Regions from separate parts of the Homo sapiens genome. Here region 1 is linked to region 2. A link is an interaction called in ENCODE POLR2A ChIA-PET data of the cell type or tissue named here. Cell type or tissue: endothelial cell of umbilical vein. All regions are shown on one strand. Links, peaks and the distances in the headings refer to the core of each region. The heading gives the core; the rest is flanking DNA.

The links. ChIA-PET counts read pairs that join two places held together with the same protein. Peaks named below come from ENCODE experiments on the same cell type or tissue, not always from the same donor. Only the 100,000 strongest peaks of a DNase experiment are listed, where the experiment ranks them.
Region 1: POLR2A ChIA-PET joins it to region 2 with 5 read pairs; 2 of 35 experiments call an interaction of 5 or more read pairs at or near these places.

The regions. Positions count from the first base shown.
Region 1 is chr17:81,159,203-81,173,878 of GRCh38, forward strand. AATK (apoptosis associated tyrosine kinase) reads right to left here and starts at 7,019. Exons shown (of 14, transcript NM_001080395.3): 1 at 6,736-7,019. The coding sequence starts at 6,790. PVALEF (parvalbumin like EF-hand containing) reads left to right here and starts at 6,305. Exons shown (of 7, transcript NM_001354639.2): 1 at 6,305-6,545; 2 at 7,475-7,642. RefSeq lists enhancers at 5,073-5,816, 5,817-6,560. In endothelial cell of umbilical vein, for the core only: no CTCF peak of the experiment used is centred there; no DNase peak of the experiment used is centred there; H3K27me3 peaks cover 529 bases.
Region 2 is chr17:81,577,445-81,592,120 of GRCh38, forward strand. NPLOC4 (NPL4 homolog, ubiquitin recognition factor) reads right to left here. Exons shown (of 17, transcript NM_017921.4): 12 at 11,500-11,660. Among named protein-coding and RNA genes, the nearest start is that of FAAP100, 32 kb to the left of the region's middle. In endothelial cell of umbilical vein, for the core only: no CTCF peak of the experiment used is centred there; a DNase peak (open chromatin) is centred at 6,787; H3K27ac peaks cover 265 bases.

The sequences.
Region 1 (14,676 bases), core at 3,710-11,709, 420 kb before region 2:
TGTGAGTTACCTCTCAGTAAAGGGGCCCTCACTCCAGCGTCCACGATAGCAGCCCACGGGACAGCCCACAACTGAGCATCATTCACAGAGAGCGAGCGAGATCCCCAACATGGGGCAGCTGGGAGGGCGCCGGCGGCCTGCGAGTGACCGGCCAGGTAGCAGTCCTGGGGGCAGTGGCGGGGACTCTCGGGGGCTGGGCGTGCTGCCGCGCGGGTAAATCCAATGCGGGGAAGCCCCGGACCCGCACCCCGGAGGTCAGAGCGCACTTGTGTGTGCCGTGGTCACTAGGAAGCCACACGCCTTTTTCGCAGGGGGTTCGAGGAAATTCCACGTGGGCCTCACAGCGGAGCCCAAACCCTAAGCAAGCCCCACCGGCTGCAGAATCCGCAGGACCAAGTACCAAGGGAACCCAAGGCCCCTTGTTCAGAGTCACTAAGAATTCCCAGAAGCAGAGCAGAAGGGAAGCCAGAGGGGCCCCACCGAGCACCAGGGCCTCGTCGGAGGATCCTCACACCGAGGACGGCATCCCCAGCTCCATCCCACAACGGCCTCAAGCCACAGCCTCAAACCGTGGCCTTGGCACAGAGGTGACTCGGCAGAGCCCTGGTCCCGGACCAGCTCCCCTGCCCCCCAGCCTGGCTCCCCCAGGCCAGCTGGCCAGGGCTACCCGATACCAGGGACAGGGAGGGGTCTTCCTGGGGACCCTGGCAGGTGGGTAGAGCCAGATTCCTGTCCCTCAGCAGCAGGGACCCCACACCCTCCCCGAGGGTGAGATGGGGATAGGCTGGCCACGCCCCGCCGTGAGAGGTGGCCTTGAGCAGCCCTGGCTCGGGGTAGCATCCTGCCCCTCACTCCCCCTGGGGCAGGTGGCCCCGGCTGCCCAGAATCGCCCACTGCAGAGGCCCTGCCTGCTCTGGCACGGCCACCTCCGCTGGCAGGGTCCCTGCAGGAGCAGGAGTCTCCTGGCCACGGCCCCCACCCCCAGGCTGGCAGTGGGAGCACAGCCCGCATCCTCCCAGAAACCCCCACGTACCAGGCTCTGGGTGTCGCTCCCGCGTGGCTCTGACCGTGGCTGTAACCCCAGAGTGACCCCCGGGAGGACCCCAGCCCGCCCCAGCCCCACCCAAGGCCGCAGCCCCCTGACCCCAGGCCCCGGTCCCTGCGGAGGGAGGCTGGAGACCCGGCGAGGACGCCGCCTCCCGTGACAGTTCTCAGAGGTGCCTGGGAACTGGCTCCGGCCCCGTCCGCTGCCCTCATTTCCTCTGCCGGCTTCCTCTGCGGGGGGGCGGGGAGGCCAAGGCCGCCGGTCCCGCGGGCGCTTGTTCCTCTGTGAAAGGCAGGGCAAGGCCCAGGGGGGCCCAGACGCCAAAGCCCTCCTGTCACTGTGGCCTGCGGAGGGGACGGGAGTCTCCCCACCACGGACACGGGCTCCTGGGCCCCTGGATCTGTGCCACCAGGGACAGGACCGCAGGCCGAGGCCCCACGGCAGGTGCTTTGCATCAGGCTCCCACCCAGGAGTGGTCGAGTGGGCCTCCCGTCAGCCTTGCCCTGGCGTGCACAGAGGGGTCAGGTGGCCCTCGAGAAAAGCCTACCCCGGAAGAACCCCGTGAGCTGGAGACAGGAGGCCGGTGACAGCAGAACAGCGTGGTCCCAGGCTCACCGCCGACACCACATCCGAGGAGACACCGAGGTGCTCCGTGGACCCTCTGCCTCCCCCGTGGACCGAGGAGGAGGCAGAGGATGCCACGCAGCTGTGGCCCCGGCCTGCTTCCTCCTCACACCCAGCCAAGCGCCCTGGAGGGTTCTGAGGCTGGGGGCTAGCACGTGGCCTCATTTTCTTCCAAGGATAACTCTTCTCAGGATGGAGTCAGAGGCTCCTGATGTCTCGAGGCAGCTGTGCTCACCCCTCAGACCCAAGGAGACCCCCAGATGTGTGTCCTGGGACCACGGGCTGCTGGCCCAGACGGCAAGGAATGGATGTGCTCACAGTTCTGGACAGTGGAGGAGGAAAGCACGGCATGGGCAGGGCCACTCCCTCGAGGCGCTGGCGGGATCCTTCCTGCCTCTCCGGCACAGCGGCCCCAGGTGCTCCTGGGCCTGCATCACTCCAGCCTCTGCACGTGGCCTCCTTCCCGCGTGCACGCCACTCCTCCTCTTTCTATCAGGCCCCAGTCATTGGATTCAGGGCCCACCCTACTCCGGTCCGACCTCATCTTAACTTGATTACAGCTGCAAAGACCCTAGTTCTAAATAAGGCCCCATTCTGAGGTACTGGGCGGGCATGGGTTTGGGGTGACATATTCCACTCAGCACATGCCTCCAGGGGGCACAGGCAGGAGCACAGTTCCCAGGCGGCCGGGGTGGTGGGTGAGTGCAGAGAGGACGTGAACAGTCACCAGCCCTGGAGCTGCCGTGACGGCCCCCGGGTTCTCTCAGGAACCTCCTGGAGCGTGGGTGCTGCCGGACCCCATTTCAGAGGTGAAACAGACACAGAGAAGTTATGAGACCTGTCCATGGTCACACAGCAGGGCCCGGCCCAGGACACCAGCCCACGCCAGAACTCTCCCGTGAGGCAGGGTCAGGGTTGGGAGCCGGGGAGGCAGAGGGCATGGCGGGGAGTCGATGCATCCCAAACATGCAGGGTGGCACAAGGCAGACCTTCCAGCATGTTCCACACAACACAACAGCTGCCAGCCCACCCCAGCCAGCTCTGGGGCACTCGGGCCCACAGGGTGGCCACTGCAGGGGCCGGTCCTCTGGGTCACTGCACCACCCCATGGAGGGAAGCGCACAGCCTGGCCTCCTGGAGAATGTGCCGGAATGAGAGAAATGTTCTCCCTGACCCATGCCTGGGAGTGTGGGGCCTCACACCCACCCCCTCCCCGAGTGCCGACACCCACACCCTCCCCGAGTGCCCGCACCCATGCTGGTAGGTGGGAGCCGGACCCGTGCCCAGGGCCCACGGCCTGCGTGTGACCGCTCCCCAAGGCCACTGTCCACACAGCCTTCCCATGGGACCCTCTCCAAGAACCCACCTCGGCCTGCACACCTGCAGCCTAAGGGTCTCGGTGGGAGACCTGAGACCTGAGAGGAAGTAGGGGGATGGGCCGAACTCATGGGCACAGCTTCCTCTGGGGCATCCTCTGAGACCCCGGGGGCGAGAGGAGGACAGGTAACTCCTCCCAGGGCAGGTGCTTGCTGCCTGAGCCTGAGTGGTCTGGGAGACTGAAGCAGCAGCTGCCTTCAAACAGACTCCACACCTGGTGCCCGGGCAGTGTCAGCTGTGGGGCACCTTCCAAGGGGAGGACTCCCGGGGACCACCCAGGCCCATGGCCTCCTGCTCAGCCCCTTGAGCCCCTGAGTCCAGCCCTGCCCCTGCCACTGAGGCCATGCCTGGCCCGGGGCTCGCTGCCTCCTCTGCCCTCTCCCCATCAATAGGCTCATCCTGAGGCCCAGCCTGCCCAGCCCTGTGCCAGGTGTCCGGTTCACATGAATGCTGATAGAGCGAGCACCGTGGCCAGGCACAGGCACTTCTCCCAGGAACCCCCCATGGCGCCTGGTTCAGGTCAGACACAGGGAGAGACCTTGGGCAGGAGACAGGGCGTGAGCTGAGGGACAGGGGAGAGGCGGGGGTTGGGGGGTGGCAAATCCAGGCTGCCACGTGTTCCGAGAACTTCCACAAACTCCAAGCCCTGCCCACTGGTCAACAGTGACACCTCTGCGTCAGGGATCAGCCATGGTAGGCACTGCCCAGGTACCCACCCTTGGCTCAGTGCACCACTGCTGTCCCTTCAGACCTGGCCATCACAGCCATTCCCACCTTACAGATGACAAAACAGGCATGGAGAGCCAGTCACAGAAGGGCCCCTCAGCAAACCAGAGGTGGCCCCAGGGCAAACCCCTGCTCCTAACTGTGCAGAGCATTTGACCCCCACCCTCAGGCTGAGCGCGCCTCTCCAGAAGCCGGAGCGAGGCGGTGTCCCCATGCCCACTTCCAGCCTAGGACAGCTCCAGGCCCCAGGGCTCAGGACGACTAGAAATCATGACGCCCTGAGGCCGCACCAGGGAAGGTGAAGGCTGGGGAGGGTGAGCAACAAGGCCAGCCCCCTCCCTTGGGGCACTCAGGTAGAAGGGGTGACCTCTGCTCGCTCAAGGCCATGCCACCCCCTTCCTGCCAGCCTGGACCCGGCCATCCTGCCCATGTGTCACCCCCATCACCCTGCTTTTCCTGGCCGCCATGCCCACACTAGTCTCCCCAGAGCAAGATTTCACATGTGCAGAACGGATCTCAGAGAGGCTGGGTGAGTAGTCCGAGGCCACACAGCACAGAGGCTGGAAGGCTGCAGCTGCCAAGAAATCCCCCAGCCACGCTCCCGAGTGTCAGGGAGATGGGGGAAGAGCTGGGCTCCAGAGGAGGCGGCTCTTCCTGGCACTCAAGCAGGCTCCTGGGCCGGGTGCCCCCTGCCCTGCCCGCATCTGCCTGGTGCGGAAGGTCAGGGGCCCAGGCAGCCCACAGTCTGTGCCCACAGCCTCCACTCTCAGGCCCTGCACTATCGGGCGTCTCTGCCCCCTGTACCACCACAACTGCCGTCACCTCTATGGAGACTGGCACCAGTTCCTGCGATGAACAAGGAGCCGGCCCGGCAGCGGGGCAGGGCCTGGCAACTGAGGTGAGACCCCCATGTCAGGTGCTAGCACTGCCCCAGATGCTGAGTGACACACAAGCCAACTGCCAGAGCCACAAGCGTGGGCCCCTCCCCTCTGGGTGCCCCCCCACAGACACAAGCAGCCTCAGAAGGAACCAGCTCGCTCCAATTCGGGGATGGCAAGGAGCCAGCCACATGCTGTAGGAAGCTTGGGCCCTGGGGGTCTCTGTCCCAGCACCACCACTCCAGCACAGACAGCCAAGTGCTCACCAAGCACTGAGCCCACCCGGGCCTGCCACAGGTACTGTCGGCCCATGTCATAGATGGGAAAACCGAGGTTCACAGAGGCAAGGCCAGGCAGAGGGACTGCAGCACAGGACAGCCAGGCTTGGAAGGCTGGGCTAAGTTTAGCGGGAGGGCAGGAGACCCCTCTCTCCTCCCTAACCCTCTCATGGGGGCTGGTGCAGAGCCTAGACCCAGCCCCTTAATCCGAAGGAGGGTCTCCTTCCTCACCAGCACCAGCACCTTGGGCAGCCCCTCCTGGTAGGTGGGCCCCAGAGCCCAGCAGGTGCCTGCAGCTCTGGCCCAGCATCTTGCAGAGGAGAGACGCCCCTTGCCTCCAACAACTTCTTTTCCTCTAAGTCATTAAACGGACACATTAGAATTATTCAGATCACAGCTGTTTACCCAGAGAAGGGCAGAGCCGGTGCTGCTCGAAGGCGGGGGAAAGGGCCTCTCATGGCCAAGGACAAGGCTGGGCCCCGAGGCAGGGTATGGGCCGAGGGTCCTCTCTGTTCTGGGGGCAGAAAGGACCAAGCACCGTGGGCCACGCCTGGCATGGAGATGTGATGAGGACCTGCCCCAAGCCTCCTCCACCCCCTGCCCTTGGGCCGGGGAGACATTACAGCTGTTGCCGTGGCTGTTGGGCTCTGAGCCTTCACCTGCCCACCCCACAGGGACTTCCGAGCCCCAGGGGTCACTACAGGAAGTCATTTCTGAGCAAGTGACACCCACAGCCCTAAGCCCAGCAGACAGACCTCCCACCAGCTCCCTTCCTCCAGGGAGCAAATGCCTTCAGACCGAGATCTGCCCCGGGGACCCCCGTGCCTCCCTGCCAGGCTGCGTGCACTGGGCCCTGCTCCAGGGAAGGAGACACAGGAGATCACGTCACATGCAAACAGGCTTTGTTTGGGCTGGCTCAGCCTGGTGCCAGAGCCCCAGTGACGTGTGGGTGGGACTTGGCCCTGGGGCCATGGATGGCACAGGGCAGGGGGATTATCTCCCACTCAGGCCAAGCAGGGGCCGGATCTGGAGAAGCAGAGGTTTTAGAAAGCCCACTGCTTCCTGGTGACAGATGGGGCTTCCAGCTGTCCCCAGCCCCCTCTGCCTATCCCAGCTGTCCACCACAGCCAGGAGGCCAGGCAGCCATGGGTAATCTCGCCCTGCCCGGTGCACTGGCCATACGGGGTAAGAGGCCTGGCCTCAGGTCCCCTGCAGCCAGCTTGACAGCGTCACCTCGGGCCCCCACTGTCAGGGGATCTGGGCACCCACCAAGGCCCCTCTCTTCTGAGCCTCTGCCCACTGGGCTCTGTAATGTGGACTGGCCCCTGCTCCCCCCACATCCCCCGCCGGCTGCTGGTGGCTGGGCAGGGCTCTGAGAATCGCTCCCAGCCTGGGAAGAAGCCTCCCACGCCAGGGCCCCGGACCCAGGAGAGGCCATGGAAAGCCTGAACCCCAGCTGGCTGACACCCCCCACACCCCCAAGGGCCCTTAGTCTGAGACCAACTCTCCTGGACACCAGGGGCCCACGCAGGCCCTCCGTGCCCCAGTTACCTGTGCCCTGGAGGCAGCCACGGAGTCACGACCACGCGGGGGACGCCAGCCCACAGGCGGAGGCCGGTTTGTGCTGGGGCCCAGGGCCTGCCCCTCCGAGATCTGGGGCCGCCAGGGGGTCCGGCTGCTTCTGCTGCTGGGCTCGGGGCGGGGAAAGGGTTAATTTCCATGCAAACCGGGAGCCGTGGGGCCCAGGGGCATCACGTCCGCAGCGGAGGGAGGCAGCGGCGCGCAGGCCGGGCCGCCAGGGACTCACCGGGGTCGAAGTGCGAGCTGAAGGCGAAGCTGGGGTTGAAGAAGGACGACGACATGGCCGGGCCAGCGGCCGGCGGGCATCCCGGGAGGGCGCTGCGCTCAGGACGCCCGCGGCCCCGGCCCGAGCCGCCGCATCACCCAGCGGCCGCCGCAGGTGCGGAGCGCGCCGGCCCCCGCGCCCCGCGCCCCCCGCCGCAGCCGCAGAGCCCGCACCGGTGGGGGCGGCGGCGACAGACGAGGCGCTCCGCCCGGCCCTGGCGCCGCGGGGCTCCGCTGGTGCAGTCCGAAAACGCGGGCGGGAGCGCGCGCGGAGCGGCGCGGGGGAGGGGGGGGCCCTCCGCGGCCGGGGTGGCATGGGGGGAGCACGGAGAGGGGGACACGGAGGGGGAGACAGAGGGGAGCACGGAGTGGGGGACACAGAAGGGGGCTTGGAGGGGGGACACGGAGGGGAGGCATGGAGGAGGGGGGACGGGGGGCCGTGCACGGAGCGGGGATGGCACGGAGTGGGGGGATGGTCCGGAGCGGGAAGCACGGCGGCCTGGGGCTGAGGGGGGCACGGAGGCTGGCGGGGGGGGGGGAAACGGAAGTCGTGAATGGTAAGTCGTGAGTGGGTACGGAGGGAACGCCGGGGTGGGGGAGGGGGTACTCCTAGGTGGAAAGGTTCAGGGAGACAGGTGGGGGAACCCGGGAGCACACCCAGGGCGGGTCTTGGTGCTCAGGGGCCCTCGCCTCACTTGCAGGTTTCGAGGCGGCTGGCAGCCGCCCCCCCACCCCATGCCCTTTGGGTGGCACCTGTGCTGGTGGAGTGGGGGTGGCTGGCTTTGCACACAGGCCTGCTCCTGTACCGTGCTGCGACAGCCATGAAGGAAGAACCTGGCTGAGTCTCCACCTGCCGTGGACTGTACCAGGTGCTTAGGGCAGCAGGTTGGCCTGGGCGCTGAGGGGCCATCCCTTCCCCTATGTTTCTCCCAGGATCCCCCATCCCCGCCCAAAGTGCCACCTTGCAGGGTTGGGGCGGGGCAGGGTCCCCCCAGCCTGCCCCCGTGGGAGTCGGGAGAGTTAAAGTTCAGTGGAAGCTGGTCCCAGTGGCTCATGCCTGTAATCCCAGCACTTTGGGAGGCCAGGGCAGGCGGGTGGCTTGTGCTCAGGGGTTCCAGACCAGCCTGGGCAACATAGCAAGACACTTTCTCTACAAAAATTAGAAAAATGAGCCAGGCATGGTGGCGCTCACCTGTAGTCTCAGCTACTTGGGAGGCTGAGGTGGGAGGATCACTTGAGCCTGGGAGTTAGAGGCCGCAGTGAGCCAAGATGGCACCACTGCACTCCAGCCCGGGTGACAACAAGATCTTGTCTCAAAAAAAGTGTCCTGGAGACTTGCAGTTGAGTTTGATGCACCCTCATCCACTCATTCATTCACTCACTCATTCATTCACTCACTCATTCATTCACTCACTCATTCTGGGACCAGATGGCTAAGCCCCTTGGCAAGGCCCAGTTGGGGTTGGGGGCTGTGGAGCAGGTGAGAGGCGCCCACTCCAACAGGGCTCTTAGGACTTTAGGGAGAGAAAGGAGCCTGTTCCCGGCAGAGGGACCTGCAGAGACCAGGACAGGATGCTTGGGCCACGGGGCAGATGGGCACCAGGACCCACCCTTCTTTTCCTAAGGGGGTCCCTCATGTAGGAAGTTTCCTCCTAACAGGCAAAGCAAGGGGCCTCCACCCTGTGCCCTCAGACCTTAGGGGTCCCTGGCTGTAGGAGACAAGACACCAACTGCACCTGGGGCAGAAGGAGACAGGGCACCCAGAGCCTTCTTCCTGGCCCTGATCATGTGGCCAGCCAAGGTTCTAAGGGGCGCTGCCGCCAGGCTGCCGTTGCAGGTAAAGAAGCCGCGTGGGTAGAGTGGCTGAAGGGGGCCTTGCCCGCAGGAGGCACTCAGAGGCCTTGGGCCACCTCGTTCAGTCTGTGTCTTCAGGGAGCCCAGAGGGCTGGGAGGATCAGTGCCCACCCAGTGGCAGGGATGGTTGGTGCCAGCAGGCTGTGATCCTGGAGTGCTCCAGTGTGAGGGACAGAGGGTATGGCATACCCTCATGAGTCTCCACTCTGGGTCCCCTGTCAGGGCCTCCCCTCCCCAGCTCAGGAGGGAGTGCCCTCCTCTGCCCAGCCTGGAAGGTGCCCTAGACACCTGGACCTAGGCAGGGGGAGGTGGCCAGTGGCCGTGGGTGGTTGCTGGTTGGCATGTTGGGGAGAGTTTCTGTCCAGAACTTCCATGCCCTCAGTGTCCCTGCCTTGATGACCAGGGCCAGAAACAGCTTGCTGTGACCAGGGGCTGGCTCCTCTCAGTTTTGCCTGTGAACACACACATGTACACTTGTGGCTGGGCCACAGCTCAGGGGCTTCAAGCTGTGGATCTTCTTGGGGCTCCAGGAAGGACAGGGGAGGAGCTGCCCCTGGGCTCCAAGCCAGCACTCCCACCCTACGTAACCAGAGCGACACCCCTTCTCCAGGAAGCACAGGGCCCTCTGAGATTTCGCTGGAACCAGGAGTTCAGATGCTTCCACTGACCGTGACCCTAGTGGGGCCCCCCAGGTGCTGGCTTTTGCCCACGCTGGGACAGGATCAGTGAGCACCTCTGGGTAAGAGGTCCCTGAAGACATAGCTGTCTGCTATCCCCCGGCCTGGGGGAAGGCATGATCTCCGCCCCTGGGACTCTCTAGAGCCCAGAAGGAGCTGACCGAGGAGCCCAGATTGGCTGGGAGAGTGTCGGTGCAGAAGCATTGCCCGTCGAAGAGGAAAAAGGCCAAGAACCCAGCAGGAAGCCCAGGTGTGGTGGAAAAGAGGGGGCAGGGGCAGGAGAGAGCCTGGGGGTCTGGGGATTAGAGACCAGAGTGAGGAACGCACCTCAGGAGCAAAGTTTAGGGGGCACCCAAAAACTCAGCAGTTATGCCCATCCACAGATAAACCATCAACAGGATGTGATCTGTCCATACGATGCAATGGTATTGGTCCATACACAGGACCAAAGCTCTGACCACACTATAACATGCATGACACATGCTACCACATGGATGACACATGAAAATATGCTCAGTGAAAGACACAGAAGGCCACAGAGTGTGTGATTCCACTTGTATGAAATGTCTGGAACAGACAAATCCACGGGACAGAGCACAGGTGGAGGGCCAGAGCCGGGAGAGGGGCAAGTGGGGGCAGTGCAGAAGGGGCACAGGGCGTCTTCCTGGGGGGAGGAAACTTCCCTGAATTAGCTAGAGGTGATGGCTGCCCACCCTGGTGAAGATGCTAAAACACTAAGCTGTACCCTTTAAAGTGGTGAACTTCATGGCATGTGACTTATATCTCAATAAAATTGTTAAAAACAGTAATCGGCCGGGCGCAGTGGCTCACGCCTGTAATCCCAGCACTTTGGGAGGCCAAGGGGGGCGGACCGCGAGGTCAGGAGTTCGAGACCAGCCTGGCCAACATGGTGAAGCCCCGTATCTACTAAAAATACAAAAATTAACCAGACATGGTGGCAGGCGCCTGTAATCCCAGCTACTAGGGAAGCTGAGGCAGGAGAATTGCTTGAAACCAGAAGGCGGAACTTGCAGTGAGCCGAGATGGCGCCACTGCACATATGTCTGTGCATATGTGTAGATGTGTGTGTGTGGGCGGGGTCGCCCCCTCCAGATGCTCCAGGGGAGGGTCCTTCCTGCCTCTTCCGGCTACTGGTGGCCCTAGGCCTTCCTGGGCCTGTGGCTGCGCAGCCCCAACCTCTGCCTGCATCGTCACATAGTCGTGTGCGTGTGTGTGTACGTGTCTATGTGTGTGTATGCATGTGTGTCTGTGCATATGTGTAGATGTGTGTGTCTTGGTATGTATATGTGTGTCTGTGTGTGTCTGTCTTGGTAGGTATATGTGTGTGTGCATGTTCAGTTGCGTGTGTTGGTGTGTGCATATGTGCATAGAGGTAGGTGTGTATCGGTTTGTGTGTGCATGTGTGTCTGCATATGTGTAGGCACGTGTGTCGGTGTTGGTATGTGTACATGTGTGTGCATGTGTGTGTGTTGGTGTGTCTGCATGTGTATGTGCATATGTGTAGGTGTGTTGGCATGTGTGTGCATGTGTGTTGGTGTGTATGTGTGTGCATATGTGTAGGTGTGTGTTGGTTTGTGTGTCTGCATATGTGTAGGCATGTGTGTGTTGGTGTGGATGTGTGTGCATATGTGGTGTGTGTGCATGTGTAGGTGTGTGTGCATGTGTCTTTGCATATGTGTAGGTGTGTTGGTATGTGTGCATGTATGTGTACACAGGTGTGTGTGCATGTCTGTGCATATCCATAGGTGTGTCTGTGTGTGTTGGTATATGTGTGTCTGTGTTGGTATGTAGGGGTGTGTGCATGTGTGTGCATATGTGTAGGTGCGTGTGTGTCTGTGCGTGTGTGTGTGTCCGTCCTCTCCTCTCGTTATCAGGCCCCAGTCATTGCATTAGGACCCCCTGCTCCAGTCTGGCCTCCTCTTGATCACAGCTGCAAGGACCCTACTTCCAACTGAGGTCCCAATTCACAGGTATCAGGGTCAGGACTTGAACATATTTTGGGGGGACACAATTCAACCCCCGATGGGAGTGCAGGGCATGGGAGGGAGGAGGGAGGCAAAGTGGGGAACATGCAGCTGTCAGGACAAGGTCAGCACCTTCCCAAATTCTTCCTGCAGATGTCTGAATCCCAATTAGCCAGTTATAATAGCGTTTCTGCAAGTGTAGCTGCCGGGACTCAGCACCCAAATCTGCCTGCTGGGCACCACAGTAGGCACTGCAGAGCCCCAAGGATGCCCCTGCCTGGCTGGGCCTCACCCTGCAGTGGGCACCCCCCCATTCTGCCACATGCCCCTCCACCATCTTGGCCCTCTTAGAGGCATCTCTAGGGTGCTTGGGCCCCTCCAGCCCCAGCCCCAGCCCTGTACCCACAGGCACCCAGGAGGTAACAGAGCTGGGTGCTCTTCCAGGCTGAGGCAGCAGGGCCCTCAGGCAGGAGGGGCAGCTGGTGCCTCTTAGCCTCCAGCCCTGGCCTCCCCCTTGCCCCGCAGTTGTTTCAGGCAGGAAGGTGGGCAGTGCCAACCCTGCGGGGGTCAGTGAGACCTGAACCTCCCCAAGGGGGCAGTGCCTGTCTAGTGCGGGGACAAGGGGCATAATACTGTCATCCAGAGCTATGAAGTGGTCCTTGTGGCCCTTCCAGGCCGGCGTAGCCCATAGTCGGGGCCAGTGACCTGGGGGCAGGGCTGGAGGCCAGGAGGGGCGGCTCTGAACAGAAATGAAGCCGAAAGGGCCGCCCAGGGGACAGGCCATCTGTCAGCTCAGGGCAGGTGCTGGTTCCGGGAGCTTTGGAGAACACTGCATCTGCCAGCCCGCCCTCCAGCCCAGAGATCCCACGCCAGGCTCCCCAGGCCTTGTGGCCCAGGCGGGCCAGGGGCAGGTCCCCAGCCTGAGCTGCTCACACTGCAGATGCTTCCAGACGCTGGTTTCTTTGGGTCTCGTTTTATTAAAAGCATGATTTCCCACTCCACATATTTCCTTTTTTTTGAGATGGAGTCTCACTCTGTTACCTAGGCTGGAGTGCAGTGACGCCATCTCGGCTCACTGCAAGCTCCGCCTCCTGGGTTAACGCCATTCTCCTGCCTCAGCCTCCCAAGTAGCTGGGACTACAGGCGCCCACCACCACACCCGGCTAATTTTTTTGTAGTTTTAGTAGAGACGGGGTTTCACTGTGTTAGCCAGGATGGTCTCGATCTCCTGACCTCGTGATCCGCCCACCTCAGCCTCCCAAAGTGCTGGGATTACAGGCGTGAGCCACCGTGCCCGGCCACATATTTCCTTTTTTATTGAAAAAATTCACATAACATAAAATGAATCGGCTTGAAGTGAACAATTCAGTAGCATTTGTATTCACAACATTGCGCCCCCATCTGGGTCCAGAACATTCTCACCATCCCCAGAGGAAACCCCAGGCCCCTCAGACAGCACCTGCCCGTTCCCTTCTCCTGAGCCCCCACCACTCTGTGTTCAGTCCCCATGGACCGGCCCATTCTGGACATTTCATAAAAATGGAATCACATGGTATGTGGGGGCGTCTGCCACGCTTCCCTCAGTGGGATGTTCCTCCCAAGGTTCCTCCTCACTCTGGCCTGCTGGTGCCACATGCCTTTCTACAGCTGAGTTACGTTCCATTGTGTGGACGGACTGCAGTGTGTTTATCCGGCCACACCCTGAGGTCAGGGCTGCTTGCTGGAGACAGACTGCAATGTTATTAGTGTTAGGTGTGGGGTGGGAGCACCCGGGACAACCCCACACAGTGGGAAAGCTTTAGGGTGAACCCCACACAGAAGAATATGGCAGGACCATGGACTCTTCCACCTTCTGACCCGCTCATTCCACTAACGTGAACATGGCCAAGGAAAGGGAGGGGCTTCTTGGACAAAAACACTCACTGCAACATTATATCTAATGACAAAAGAACCCTGAAGCTTCTCCTGGTCCAGCAGCAGACGGCCAGTCAAGAAGGTTGCTGGGGCCAGGCGTGGCAGCTCATGCCTGTAATCCCGGCACTTTGGGAGGCCGAGGCAGGAGGATCACTTGGGGTCAGGAGTTCAAGACCAGCCTGGCCTATATGGTGAAAATACAAAAATTAGCCGGCGTGGTGGTGGGCACCTGTAATCCCAGCTACCTGGGAGGCTGAGGCAGGAGAATCGCTTGAACCCAGCCGGGAGGTGGAGGTTGCAGTGAGCCGAGACCGCGACACTGCACTCCAGCCTGGGCGACAGAGCGAGACTCTGTCTCAAAACAAAACAAAACAAAACAAAAAGTTGCTGGACCGTCCTCAGCTCCCAGGCACAACACGGAGTCATCTCCCATCGTAACTGCAGAGTTGTGGAGACGTGGTAAGATGTGACACCGAGAAAGCGGATACTGCAGTCATCTCAGCTCTGTGTAAGAACCAGAGGGGCAGAAACCCGCACGAAGGAAAACCTGTGGTTTCAGGTGGAGAAGCGGCGGCGTGAGGCCTTCTTCACTGTCGTTATTGGGGTATCAGGAAACAAATGCACAGTGAAGCGTCTCCTTCCAGACAGCCCGTGGCCAGGGGAGCTCCTCGGTGATGTGTACCTGTTCTGGTCTCACCCTGGTGACAGCCCTACAAAGGCCCTACCCTATGAGAGATGCCGGCGAGGGGAGAGGTGCTCGCAGAAGCCACCTGCCTCATAGAGATCCCTTCTCCTTCCAGGGCCCTTATTTTAGGAGCTTCATGAGCCGGGCCCTGGCATGGTTCCCTGGCCCCTGCAGTGACCCATGGACAGACAGCTGCTCAGGCCTGGCCACTGGAGGAAGCCAGGTTGTCTGGTGTCTTCTGCTGGCTTCTCAAACACCCTGGCCAACCTGCATGTCCTGGGAGACGCTGCCAGGCCCAGTGGGCCACCTCCATGGACCCTCGCATTCTCCCCTACAGCCCCCATGAAGCAGCAGGTGGGGTGGGAGCTCATGCTACACACAGATGCCCCGAGAGAACCGACTATGTGGCTTGCCCAAGCTCACAGCTGGAAAGCCAGGCCTATATCATATCTTGCTCTATAGGAAAGCACTGAGAATTGGACACATTCCAAGAAACACACTATCTACCAAGACTAAGTCCCAAAGAAATAGAAAATCTGAATAGATCTGTAATGAGTAAGAAGATTGAATCAGTGATCAAAAGTCTCCCATCAAAGAAAGGCCCAGGACCTGATAGTTTCACTGGCGAATGCCACCAAACATTTAAAGAACAAACACCAATTCCTCTCAAACTTTTCCAAAAAACTGAATTCAGCCACTCCTAACTCACTCTATGAGGCCAGCATTACCCTGACACCAAAGCCAAAGAGACTACAAGGAAAGAAAAGTACAGGCCAATATCTCTCATG
Region 2 (14,676 bases), core at 3,292-11,291:
AGCTCAACGCCCTCTTCTTTTCTCCCTCTGAACCACAGCTTGGCTCATCTACTTCCGGGTTAGCTCAACGCACTCTTCTCTTCTCCCTCTGAACCACGGCTTGGCTCATCTACTTCTGGGTTAATTTAGGCTTTCTCCACAGATAGTCTGAAAAGGGAACTATTGGCCTGTATCTCTTGCCTGAGCTTCCAGACCTGAGTCCTGGCAACCGTCTGTCCTGCTCCATCTTCAAACTCTGCGTGCTGGCACCTGGACTCACCATCCTCCCACACAGACCCATGGCTCTACTCTGGCACCAGTGCCAACCCTGCTCCCCAAAACCAGGAACCTGGCTTGAGCCTGTGCTCCTCTCTGCACACCTGCCAGGCCTCCAAACCTCTCAGTCCCAGCACACCATCCTTGTCCCCAAGGCCACAGGGAACTGACATGTGGCCTGGATTGCCAACACCACCAGCTTCTCACTGGGCTCCCCAACTCCAAACCGTTCCCCACACTGCAGCCCAGGATGGGTCTTCTACAGCGGGGACCTCCCCTGCCCACCCCATCCGGCTGTCAGCACCTGTCCACTGCCTCTCCTACCTGGATTTCAGCCCCACTCACTCCTCTAAACTTGCTGCCTTCTCCTGACTCAGGCTACTGGCATCCAATGCCTGGATTGTTGCAAAAGCTTCCCGCCTCCAGACCACCCCTCCTGACACCTCCAGCAGGAACATTCCAGAACTCACTTTCCATAAGTCTTTCCATGGCCTCCCACTGTCCACCACAAGCCACTCCAGCTAGACTGGCCCCGCCGGGTGCATGCTGTGCTCTCCAGGTACATAGCTTCAGCAGATTCCACTCCGCGTGGCTTCCTCTCACACACTCTAGTCTCAGCACTGTGAATGGCCACCTCGGCGCACCCTGCTCCCCAACAGGACACCTCCACAGTTTCCAAGAAGAGGGACCATGAGGGACCTGCTCACCGTGGCGCCCCAGGCCTAACACCTGACCCACGGGAAGCTCTCAACAGATAAACGGTACGACTGGTCCGTTTTCTCACTGCTATAATGAACTGCCCAAGACTGGGTAATTTATAAGAGGTTTAATTGACTCACAGTTCAGCATGGCTGGGGAGCCCTCAGGAAACTTACAAGCATGACAGGAGGGGAAGGGGAAGCAAGGCACCTTCTTCACAAGGTGGCAGGAAAGAGAAGTGCCGAGCAAAGGGGGAAGAGCCCCTTATAAATCTAACACATCTTGTGAGAATGCACTCACTATCACTGAGAACAGGATGGGGGAACCACCCCCATGATTCAATTATCTCCACCTCATCTCTCCTTGACACCTGGGGATTGTGAGTCAAGATGAGGTGTGGGTGTGGACACAAAGCCTATCCATATCACAAAGGGTGCTAGGGGGCGTCCATTTTCTTCTTACCAATCTACAATATTTAATTTTTTCATAATAAACATACATTTCATTTCATATTTAAAATGTTCCATATTTATTTATTTAGAGACAGGGTCTCACTATGTTGCCCAGGCAGGAGTGTAGTGGTGCAATCAAAGCTCACTGCAGCCTCGAACTCCTGGGCTCAAGCGATCCTCCTGCCTCAGCCTACTGAGTACCTGGGGCCACAGGTGCACACAGCATAGACTGCATGCATTACTGTTTAGCGTGGTGGCTCACGCCTGTAGTTCTAGCACTTTGGGAGGCAAGGCAGGTGGATTACTTAAGGTCAAGAGTTTGAGACCAGCCTGGCCAACATGGCAAAACCCCTCTCTACTAAAAATACAAAAAAGAAATTAGCTGGGCGTGGTGGTGGGCGCCTGTAATCCCAAGTACCTGGGAAGCTGTGGCAGGAGAACTGCTTGAACCAGGGAGGCGGAGATTGCAGTGAGCCAAGATCGTGCCATTGCACATCACCCTAGGTGACAGAGCGAGACTCCATCTCAAAAATAAATAGACTTCGAGCTGTCTGATGCATGTGGATCTTTAGATTTGAGACCCTCCTGCTGCCAGCCTCTCCCTCCTACCTGGACAACACCCCCTTCACAAGTTCCTGGTCTAAAAGGTGGTCTCCACTCCAGCCTCCCCCTTCAGCTGACCCTGTGGCTTCCTGTGAGCAAGCTGATCCCCAAACCTGCATCCCATCGCTCCTGCCAGCTCCACCCACCTCTGCCTCCCATCCTCATTGTACTGACCTGTCTCCAGATGCCCCAAAGCTGTCCCTGACACACGGACCATGCCCCTTCCTCTCTGTGTGCCAATTAGCTCCTTTGCTGGACACCAGGAAGCAGTACATGCCCATGTCAGTATTTCCCTTACGTTAATAAAAACCCAAACAAGAAAACTTCTCAATCCCACTTCCCATACTGGTGACTGTCCTTTGCTCTCCCTGGCAGTGAAACCCCCCGAAAGAGTCATGCAGCTTGCTGATGTGAGCTCACCCCCCATTCTCCTCTGTGAGCTCACCCCCCATTCTCCTCTGTGAGCTCACTCTCGGCAGCCGCTTATCTACTACTCAGCCAGGCTCATCAAAGCTCCCAACACCCCTGAGCTGCTGAAGGCAAAGCCTCCTCTCCTGACTCACCAGGGAGCTCCTTTCTTGCCTGCCTTCCAGGGCGCTATGCTCCTGCCCCTCCTCCCCAGCTCCTGCCTCCCAGTGCTCTCCACCTCATTCCCCCAAGGTGGGGTTCTCCTCAGCCATCCCCTCCAGGATGGACAACTCGGCCTCTCACCAGGCCTCAAGCACCACCCCAACACCATCTGTACCATGTGCCTCTCCCAAGCAATGCGCTCACCCCGGGTGGTGCCTCTGCACTAGCACATCGCCGACAGATCCCCAGCCTTCCAGCCTGGCCTGGACACCCTGGAGTCTGCCTGCCTCTTCTCTCGATCACACCACACACTCAACCCCCTCACTACTGCACAGCCATCTCTACTCTCTACCCTAGTCTCCTTTTCCAGCTCCGAGCCCAGCAGCCAGAGTGATCGTCTCACAGCCCCGGCACAGCCATCTCCCTTCAGCACCTTTCAGAAGCCCTCATCTCACTTCCAACCATAGATTCAGCTTCCAAGGGCCCCTCCCACCTCTACCCCAGCAGGCCACCCTGCTTATCACTCTCTGTGTGGGGAACAGGCTGCTGCCTCTGTCTGAACAATCTCCTCCAGACACCCCCAGAGCTGCTCTGCCAATTGACACCTTCTCTCCCCTCTCAGGACTCGACCCACCAGGGCACTCCAAGCTTCTCTACCCGTTCCGCTGGGGTGGCCCACCTCCCCTGCTGCAGCAGTCTCCCCGATGCAGGGAGCCCTTCTCCATTCTCCATGAACTCCAGGGCCTGGCAATTCACAGGTGTTCTCTAAACATGAGAGAATGGATGCCGTGAGAGCATCGCACAGTGAATCAGGTCAGTGCTACCAAGGGCTTGGCCACCCAAACACAACAGCTCTCGCTCCCCGCTCAGCTCTGAAGGGCCCAGGGCCAGCCTCCCATGCCCACAGCTGGGGGCCTGGGAGAGACATGGCATGGAAGTACAAAATCCCCAGTGGCCCTGGGCCAGCCCACCCGTGGGCTTATGCCCGTCAGACTATTTCCTCATGGCTGAAGGAGAAGAAAATAGAGATTTTAAAACACAGTAAGGCTGGAAGCGGTGGCTCACACCTTAATCCCAGCACTCTGGGAGGCCAAGGCGGGTGGATGACCTGAGGTCAGGAGTTTGAGACCAGCCTGGCCAACATGGCGAAACCCTGTCGCTACTAAAAATACAAAAAAATTAGCCAGGCATGGTGGCAGGTGCCTGTAATCCCAGCTACTTGGGAGGCTGAGGCAGGATTGCTTGAACCTGGGAGGCGGAGGTTGTAGTGAGCCGAGATTGGGCCACTGCATTCCAGCCTGGGCAACACAGCCAGACTCCAACGCAAAAAAAAAAAAAAAAAAAAAAAAAAAAGTTAATAAAATCACCATGTCACAAAAGAACTGAAAGCCAGCCCCTTGTCAAAGTGCCCAATTGTTACTTGTCCTCAAGAGGCTCCCTCAAACCCAATCAACCAATTCTCCCTGCCCCAGAGGAATAAGCCCTGTGGACGCCCAGACCCTTGGCATAGGTGCGAGCAGTGAGGAGACAACTGGCTCCAGCCAGAGGGGCAGCCAGTCCTCCACAGCACCAAGGCCACCTCTCCTCACTCCCCCACAACGATTACAGAAATCAGCCAGTGAAGGCAGTCCATGGGAAGAGAGTATACTCCCGGGGCGCCAGCCAGCAAGGTGGTAAAGGCACAGCTACAAAGCCAAGTCAGATTCCAGACACTAGAGCCACTGTCCCATGTCCAGAGGAGTGGGAATAAAAGGACTGGAGGCTGTGTGATCTCTGTGGCAGAAGGGTCGTAGCCTGCCACATCCTCACACATCACACAGACGCAGGAAAGAGCATCCCGAAAGCAGAGGCGCAGGAATAACTTAGACCTTCTGGGCAGAGCTAGTAGCCTCGCTATGCCCTGGATGGAGTCCCAGACCATCTCAAAATGTCTCTGGGACGTGCTGACAGCAGAGACATGCTTCCATGGTGGACCCACCACACCCTAGTGTCAGAGAGGGAACATGAGGAGGGCTCCTCTGTACCAAAGAACACCCGAGGGGCCCAGACACCACAGTGAATCACCAGAAAACATGGAGCATAGACAGAGCCAGTCGGAAGACTTACTTGGGGAACATTTCCAGAGAACTTATGATTCTAGGAGCCCAAGCTGAGGCCCAGCGGTTGTCCTGCAGGCTGCAGCAGCACAACCAGGAGGGCCGTGAGGTAAGCGAGCTGTGGCATGACGGGCATGAAAGGGCAAAGCTGAAGATGCCTGCACGTCACATCCGTACCAGGAGGTTTTCAGCTATGATGCCCGATGAGGGGCATGGACCCGAGTTTCACCTTCAGTGGGAAGCAGCTGAACACCTAAGCATCTAGCGGTGTTCTGTGTGTGTATGTATGTCTGCATGTTTTTGGAGGAGTCTTGTTCTGTCGCCCAGGCTGGAGTACAGTGGTACAATCATAGCTCACTGCAGCCGTGAACTCCTGGGCTAAAGAGATCCTTCTGACTCAGCCTCCTGAGTAGCTGGGACCACAGGCTCATGACACAGCACCCGACTAATTTTTTTTTGTTGTTGTAGAAATGAGGTCTTGCTATGTCACACAGACTGGCCTCGACTTCCTGAGCTCAAGCAATTCTCCCACCTTGGCCTTCCAAAGTGCTGGGATTACAAGTGTGAGCCACCACACCTAGTCTATTAGTATTCTTTTTAAAGGAAAAGACAGAAGACAGTCAAGCGCCTCCTGGCTGTACAACAGTCTACGAGTGTGAGTCTTGTCCCTGTGTGATGGGCAGGAGGTCCCAGCCTGCCCAAACAAAACCCCCACCAGCTGGGCTCTGGGGCTGCACATAAAGCTCCACAGCTGCAGGCTCTTGGGGCTGATGGGCAGTGAGCCACAGCCAGCCTCCCGATTCGAAGAAACACACAAAAACCCAAGGAGCCTCCCGGCCAGGGCCAGGCCTCCTCCCTGCGGCGCCGCCCCTGCGCACTCACAACTGAGCGCCCATGTGCGCCAGCACAGCAGCCACTGCCACGTGACGCAGAGTGTGTGTGACACACCCATGTGCATTCATGGCTGGAAAGTTATTTTAAACTCTTCTTCCTAATTATCAAGAGAGATGTTAGTGTGACTTTTCAGTGAGCGACTTGGAAATATCTATCAAAACTCGAAAAACCTTCCTCCCCAGCAATTCTATTTTGAAGATATACAAAGATGTCACAGGAGGATGTATAGGGTGTTAAATGTGGCACTTTCTGTAACAACCAGGAAGAACCAAAGGCCATCAACACAAGACCAATTAAATACATTCTGATTTGGCCATATAGTCAATAAATGCACTCATTTATTCTCCATAATTACAAGTCTTTGTTTTGAAGTTAAAAGAATAGAAAAGGAAACAAGAACTCTACCAGATGCAAAGAGTAGTTATCATTAAATATGTTTTCTTCATGTTTTTCTGCAGGGGACAAATGTTCCCTTTCACAAGAAAGGTGAAAGAGAAAAGCCCCACGTCCTGCCACCTGGCTGCCCCAGAGATGAGTGAGGCTGGCTGGCCCTAGTCCCTCGGGAAGCTCCTGGTCCTCACAGGACTATGTGTACACCCATATGCTTTCCTAAAAAACTACACGTGAACGATGACACAAATGTGCCTTCAAATCACTTCTCCAAGGCCAGCATCTGCACAGCTCCCCTCATCTGTCCACAAGGCTCTTCCTCGTTCTCTTACTGGCTGCATATGGGACAGGGCAAAGCTGTAGACTCTCCTCCCTCCTGAAGGACAGTCAGGAAGCTTCTACTCCCACCCCATGTGTGAGTGCATGTAAATGTATGTCCACATCCATGTGCAAATGCCTATACGTGTCTTCAAGAAAATAACAAAAAAAATTGGTATTATACTCTAGGTATAGATGCATTTTTAATTTTGCTTTCTAAGTTTTACCCCTTATCTTTAAATAATTTGCAAACACATACCTTTAGTAACCACATGCTATCCCAGAGTCCAGCTGTAACTTAATATGCCCTTGGGACAGGGCTTTTCAATTGTTTCCCATTTTTATTGCCAGAGACAACAACATGATAAACAGCAGCCTCAGACAAATATTGGTGCAGGTTTTGTTTACAAGGCATGTCACCTCCAACCGCAAAGTCCATGGGAGGACTAAAAGGATGACTTCAATGTTTGCTTTTACAGTTCTCTTTGCTCCAACTGATATTTTCCTGAAACATGAGAAATCTGTCTCAAATCCTACAGGGCTATAAACAATTCTGGGAAGTATTTCTAGCCTATTCTCGCTAACAGAGGGCAAATAAGCACTCTATGAAAACAACAGAATGATTAAGGAAATGTCACATATTTCATGACAAAAGGGAGCTCCATTCCTAAGTGCAAGAAACTTACAATAACGCATGGAAATAAAAAAGCCAATTTCCAATCTGAAAAGGGTATTTAAAAATAATCCTACAGCAAACTCACAGTTAATGATAAAATCCTAAAAGCACTTGCTTTACAATTAAAAGCAAGACAAAGGTGCCAGAGACTTCCACTGTCATGAGTGCTGTTTGGGAGATCCCAGGCAACACTGGGAAAAGCCCAGAGAATGAGAAGGGCTGATGATGGAAAGGATAATACGTGTAGGAAATGCGAAAGACTAAACTTATAAATAATAATACTGAGGAACAGATAGCAGTTGCTGGATACAAAAATTTACCTGTTTCAAACACCAACAGTTTAAAAATGTAATTTTAAGATAGTGCTATTTTGTAACAGGCTTAAAAAAAATTAAAGTACCTAGGAATAACCTAACAAATGATAGGTAAGACCTCCACAGAGAAAACTGAAAACCTTTCTAAGAGACATTAAAGAACATGGGAACGAGGCCCAGCACGGTGGCTCACGCCTATAATCCTAGCACTTTGGGAGGCCGAGGTGGGCAGATTGCCTGCTGAGCTCAGGAGTTCATGACCAGCCTGGGCAACATGGTGAAACCCTGTCTCTACTAAAATACAAAAAATCAGCCAGGCGTGGCAGCGTGCGCCTGTAGTCCTGGCTACTCGGGAGGCTGAGGCAGAAGAATTGCTTGAACCCGGGAGGCGGAGGTTGCAGTGATCTGAGATCGCACCACTACACTCCAGCCTGGGCGACAGAACGAGACTCTGTCGCCAAAAAAAAAAAAAAAAAAAAAAAAAGAGTATGGTATTAGTTCTGGTTTAGGAAAACTGGCCAATGGAATAGAACAGAGTCCAGTAACATCCATGATTCCTGGAGATGACCGACGACAGAGAAGCATCAAAGATTAAAAGGGAAACAAAAGTTTGCTTTTATTCCCAAAACTGTGCTCATATAGCTGATTATCCACATCGTTAAGAAATCAAGGCCGGGTGTGGTGGTTCACGCCTGTAATCCCAGCACTTAGGGAGGCCAAAGTGGGCAGATCACGAGGTCAGGAGTTTGAGACCATCCTGGCCAACATGGTGAAATCCAATCTCTACTAAAAATTTAAAAGTTAGCCAGGCGTGGTGGTGCACACCTGTAATCCCAGCTACTCGGGAGGCTGAGGCAGGAGAATCGCAGAACTCAGGTGGCAGAGGTTGCAGTGAGCCGAGATCAGGCCACTGCACTCCAGCCTGGGAGACAGAGGAAGACTCCATTTCTGGGGGGGGGGGGAAAGAAAGAAATCAGAGGCTGGGTGCAGTGGCTCACATCTGTAATCCCAGCATCTATAATCCCAGCACTGTGGGAGGCTGAGGCAGGCAGATTGCTTGAGCCTAGGAGTTCAAGACCAGCCTGGGCAACATGGTGAAATCCTGATTCTACTAAAAATACAAAAGAGTTAGGTGGGCATGGTAGTGTGCGCCTATAGTCCCAGCTACGCGGGAGGCTGAGGCAGGAGGATCACTTGAGCCCAGGAGGCAGAAGTTGCAACAAGCTGAGATCACGCCACTGCACTCCAGTCTGGGTGACAGAGCGAGATGCTGTTTCAAAAGAAAAATATAGGTCAGGCACAGTGTCTCATGCATGTAATCCCAGCACTCTGTGAGGCTGAGGTGGGTAGGTCACTTGAGATCAGGAGTTCGAGACCAGCCTGCCCAACGGGGTAGGAGGGAGGAAGGGGAGGCAGGGGCCTGAATCCAAACCAGATAAGAAGACCCCCAGCAAAGGGGACTGTGGCACTGAGATGGAAAGCCCCTTCCCTCCCCTCCTGCAGGAAGTGAGTGCTGGGAGATGAGGGTCTGGCAGAGACTCTGGAGACACAGGAATTTCAAACATGCAGCCATTCTCTCCCCTCAAGATGTTTGCAGCTGGGTGTGGTGTAATCCCAGCACTTTGGGTGGCCTCACGCCTATAATCCCAACACTTTGGGTAGCCAAGGTGGGCAAATCACTTGAGTCCAGGAGTTCAAGACCGGCCTGGCCAACATGGTAAAACACAGTCTCTACTAAAAACACAAAAAATTAGCCGGGCAGGTGGCACACATCTGTAGTCCCAACTACTCGGGAGGCTGAGGCACAAGAATCGCTTGAACTCAAGGGGCGGAGGCTGCAGTGGGCCGAGATCGCGCCACTGTACTCCAGCCTGGGTAACAGAGCAAAACTGTCTCAAAAAAAAAAAAAAAAGATGCTTGCAAAAGTTTTAAGGTACATGGGATACCTACATATTTAAGCTGTATGAGGCATGAGGAAAACAAGAAACTTCTGGACAGACTGTATCTCCCAGCCTTTCAGGGCCAATGAGACAAAGATTTAAGGAAGACTGTCACCTCACAAAGAGCTCTACCAGGCTCTCAGATGGCACCCCTAAGGGGTTACACTGTAGAAAAAGGGAAGGATCAACAATAGACGAAGTCTCATCAAAATGCAACTCGGCTCTGACCAGCTACTTGCCACCTGGATGGAGATGGACAGCTCACCACCACCACATTTCCCATGGAGGAAAGGAAAGCCCTCTCTGGAAGAAAACACCCTGCTGGAGTCTCTGGCTTGTGATACACAATGAGCAGCACACCACACACACTCAGCACGCCAGTAACAAGGACAGACAGACAGACGGTCCACGGAAAACACATTGCAGCTGCAGACCCACATATGCTAACCCATAATTAGAAAAAAAATCAATCAATTAAAACTGATGCAGAAATAAGCAGGTGATATGAGTTAGTATATAAGAACATTAAAAGTTAATATGGGTCGGGTGCAGTGGCTCACGCCTATAACCCCAACACTTTTGGAGGCTGAGGCGGGAGGACTGCTCGAGGCCAGGAGTTCAAGATCAACCTGGCCAACATAGTGACACCCTGTCTCTTTATTTTTTTATTTTTTATTTTTTTGAGACGGAGTCTTGCTCTGTCACCCAGGCTGGAGTGCAGTGGCACAATCTTGGCTCATTGCAAGCTCTGCCTCCCAGGTTTACACCATTCTCCTGCCTCAGCCTCCCGAGTAGCTGGAACTACAGGCGCCTGCCACCATGCCCGGCTAACTTTTTGTAGTTTTAGTAGAGACGGGGTTTCACCGTGTTAGCCAGGATGGTCTCGATCTCCTGACCTTGTGATCCGCCCGCCTCAGCCTCCGAAAGGGCTGGGATTACAGGCGTGAGCCACTGCGCCCAGCTGACACCCTGTCTCTTTAAAAAAAAAAAAAAAAAGGAAAAAAGAAACAAAGAAAAAAGTTGTTTTTTTTTTTTTTTTTGAGACAGAGTCTAGCTCTGTTCCCCAGGCTGGAGTGCAGTGGCACGATCTTAATGCAAGCTCCGCCTCCCAGGTTCACGCCATTCTCCTGCCTCAGCCTCCCGAGTAGCTGGGACTACAGGTGCCTGCTACCACGCCCGGCTTATTTTTTGTATTTTTTTTTTTTAGTAGAGACGGGGTTTCACCGTGTTAGCCAAGATGGTCTCAATCTCCTGACCTTGTGATCCGCCCATCTCGGCCTCCCAAAGTGCTGGGATTACAGGCATGAGCCGCCGCGCCCGGCCGAAAAAAGTTAATATAACTGTATCCCCTATGTTCAAAGAGTTAAGTAGAAACACAGGAAGCAATTAACAACTTAAACTTCTGGAATGAAAACTACAATGTCTGAGATGAACAATATGCTGGATGAGATTAACTGCAGATGAGACACTGTAGAAGTCCAGATCAACGAATGTGAAGACTAAAAGAAATTATCCAAAATGAAACACTGAAGAAGACTGAAATGAAATGAACAGAGTATCAGTAAACTGCGGGACAACTTCAGGCAGCCAAATACATGTGTAACTGGAGCCCCCAAAGGAGCGGGAAACACCAAAAAGAGAAAACATTGAGTAGCTGCAATTGGCAGGATTCTAAAAAAGGTCCCGAAACATCTCCCACGGTCTTCTCATCTCCACCCCTATCCTTGAGACAGGGTCTCGCTCTGTCACCCAGGCCTGTAGTGCAGTGGCACAATCATGGCTAACTGCAGCCTTGACCTCCCCAGACTCAGGTGATCCTCCTACCTCAGCCTCCTGAGTAGCTGGGACTACAGTTCATGCCACCACATCTACTTTTTGTAGAGACACAGTCTCGCTATGTTGCCCAGGCTGGTCTTGAAGTTCTGGACTCAAGCAATCCTCCTGCCTTGGCCTCCCAAAATGCTGGGATTACAGGCATGAGCCACCATGCCAAGGACCCATCTTCTCATCTTTAGAAACTGAGACTGTCTGTGTTGCAATGGTCGGATTTGGTGTTACTGATCTCAAAGCCAGTGCATGTAGCTCCACTTCTGGTGAGAAGCCCTACGCCATGGAAGCATGAGTAGCGAATATCCAGCCCCAGAAACGTGACAGAAGCCTTTAGTGACAAGCAGGGTTCAACCACAGCTGACAAACGGCTGCTATAGGCAGAATGCACCCAAATTAGAAAGGTCCAAGACAGGTTCACACCATTCTCCATGTACAGAGTTCTTTTTCTTACCATACTTTTACCTTATAAAACACATCAGGCACGTACTGCTCACTGCTAGACTCCTTGGCGTAGCCAAGCTCCGGGGCGTCCTTGCATGGCAGCAAACACTCATCACGGACCAGTGCCATACACTGATTGGACACCTGGTACCCTTCAAAGTGGACTTGGTTGTCAGGACCACCTGCAAGAGAGAGACCTTTAAAAAGAGTCTACCAAACGGCATTCAAAACCAGTCCATATCTGTTAACTCTTCACCTCTGATCAACAGAAAAAACAAACCCTCAAGAGTTTGTCGGGGGTAAGAGTTAAAAAATGTTCAGTAGTCGGCCGGGTGCGGTGGCTCATGCCTGTAATCCCAGCACTTTGGGAGGCTGAGACAGGCGGATCACGAGGTCAGGAGATCGAGACCATCCCGGATAACACGGTGAAACCCCGTCCCTACTAAAAATAAAAAAATTAGCTGGGTGCGGTGGCGGGCGCCTGTAGTCCCAGCTACTCAGGAGGCTGAGGCAGGAGAATGGCGTGAATGGCGTGAACCCGGGAGGTGGAGCTTGCAGTGAGCCGAGATTGTGCCGCTGCACTCCAGCCTGGGTGACAGACTCCATCTCAAAAAAAAAAAAAAAAATTCAGTAGTCAACGGATGGGTGGCCACAGCACAAGACCTAGCACAAGACCTAGCACAGTCAGGACACCCTGCAGCTCCGCACACACTTGGCTCCACAAACAGGTGCCACTAAGGACATGCTCTATGAGAATCTGGAAATCAAGACTGTTAAACTTTTGAAAAAAAGAAAAGAAAAGGCTCAGATTACGCCTGTAATCTGAGCACTCTGAGAGGGCAGGGCGGGAGGACTGCTTGAGCCCAGGAGTTTGAGACCAGTCTGGGCAACATAGTGAGACCCTATCTTTACAATAAATCAATCAATCAAAAAAAAAAAAAAAAGATTGTTAAACATTGTCTAGCATCTGCCCCTAAAACCAGGCTTAGTGTCATCAGCACTTGGGCTCCTGGTTCATAATAACACCAGGGGTGTAAACGGCAGATAGATCCCTAGGCTCACGGTAAGGATGGGAGGATAAATTCATCTGGAGGCAGAGAGATGGGGAAGCGGGTGGGAGAAGAGCAAGACGGAAACTATTTTTAATACAAATCCAGTCATGGTATTGTATACACAGCAGCCTCTGTCTTCCAGAAACCTACACGGCCGCCACACAGAGTTAATGCCACCAGGCGTCATCACACAGTGTGGAGGTGCAGGTGCCACTCCACGGCCGTGGGCAGACCTGGGAGCCCAGCTCCTCCATGGTTTCACCCTCCACACTGCCCACCCCATCCTTCTCTCCCAGTCTCCACTCCATCGAAGCCTCCAGAATGACTTCATGTGGGGACAGGAGAACTACAGATCATGGCTGAGAGGCGGCAGTGTGGTCCAGTTAGACCAGATCCCTGAAGTGAGCTGGGCAGATGATGCCATGGGGGCAGCCTGAGCCTTTGGAGGAGGCAGGCATGGGGGAGATGCCCACCGCTGCAGAAGTGTGCTTCCAGAACTGAAGTTATGTGCTGACTACAATCTCATTATTTTTTAGGTATTTATTTATTGTTTTAGAAGTAAGGTCTTACTATGTTACCCAGGCTGGTCTCTAACTCCTGGCCCCATGTGATCCTCCTGCCTCAGCTTCCCAAAGAGCTGGAATTACAGGTGTGAGCCACTGTGCCCAGCCCTCAACATTTGTTATAGTTTTGGATGAAAAAAAACCCTCAATACCTCTATTTCAGTTTCTTTGACAAAAAGAATCACTTATGATCAGAAAACAGAAACGTAGTGCACATGGCTGTCAAACATGCATCAGAAAGCAAACCTGACGGCCACACAATCAAAAAAGGTGAGGGAGGAGATAGAGCTGGCCGCCATGAAGCTCTCAACACACATAGGAGGCAAGTGATGGCTGGCTTCAAAACCCTGGGTCAAACTCGCTCCAAAGGCACAGTTCACCAGCATAGGATTTTCTCCCTGCCCCAAACTCAAATGCTCAGGAGGCAGCCAACCCTGCACAAATGACCACTAATATCTCAGCAAAGATACAGGCACCTCACTTGCCCATGTGCTTGGTGGCATAAATGACACTGAAAGAATGCAGGGCTCAGAGGGAGCAGAGGCAAAGGCTGGACAGAGCGCCGGGGAGCCACGGTGCAGACATCTGGTTAGGACACCATGAAAACCTGGACTGGGCTTGGCGCAGTGGTTCACGCCTGTAATTCCAGCACTTTGGGAGGCCGAGGCAGGCAGATCACCTGAGGTCAGGAGTTCAAGACCAGCCTGGAAAACATGGTGAAACCCTGTCTCTACTAAAAATATAAAAATTAACTGGGCATGGTGGCGTGCACCTGTAATCCCAGCTACTCAGGAGGCAGAGGCAGGAGAATCGCTTGACCCCAGGTAGCAGAGGCTGCGATGAGCTGAGATCATACCACTGCACTCCAGCCCGGGCAATGGAGCAAGACTCCATCTCTGGAGTAAAACAGAAAAAAAAAAAAAAAAAAAAAAAAACCTGCTCTGGTGTTTAGACTGGTCATTAACACGATAGGTCATTCAAGAAAGAAAAATCTAGCAGTTGAGAATAAGAGAAAAATGGAAAGCAGTTATTTATAAAACTGAAGGCTGTTTATAAACAGCAAAATTGGCCATATGGATAATCTTCAAGGGTAAATTCACTGAGATGAACTGCAAACTCCCCTTTCCACATGCAGCAGCAGGACATACATGTCCTGATGGGTTTGTGTAACCCTGCCGGAATGGCTGGCAGGACAAGTTAACTATCATTCCCTTCACAAATCAGTCAGTCAGGAAATCCCTACGTGGGAAGGATCACAGGGCCTACAAAGAGGCAGTGACAGCAAAACTTCAGCTGCTATTGAATCTGAATGCATTTCTGGTTTTTTAACCAGATCCCCAGCAAGTAATTTTAACAGCCCGTAAATGTAGAGTATGCTAGACTATGAGGACACAGATGCCCAGCCCAGTGTGTGGGGTAAGTTCTACACTGCACTGTCCTTCCACAGGGACCCTCAGGGTCACTCGAGCAAAGCGCACACTTCATTGGGGCTCTTATACTCTGAAGCCTCATGCCAGAGAATACCTGAGTACAACGAAAGGGGAAAGGGGAGGAAGGACAGATGCAGAGGGAGAGGCGAGGCC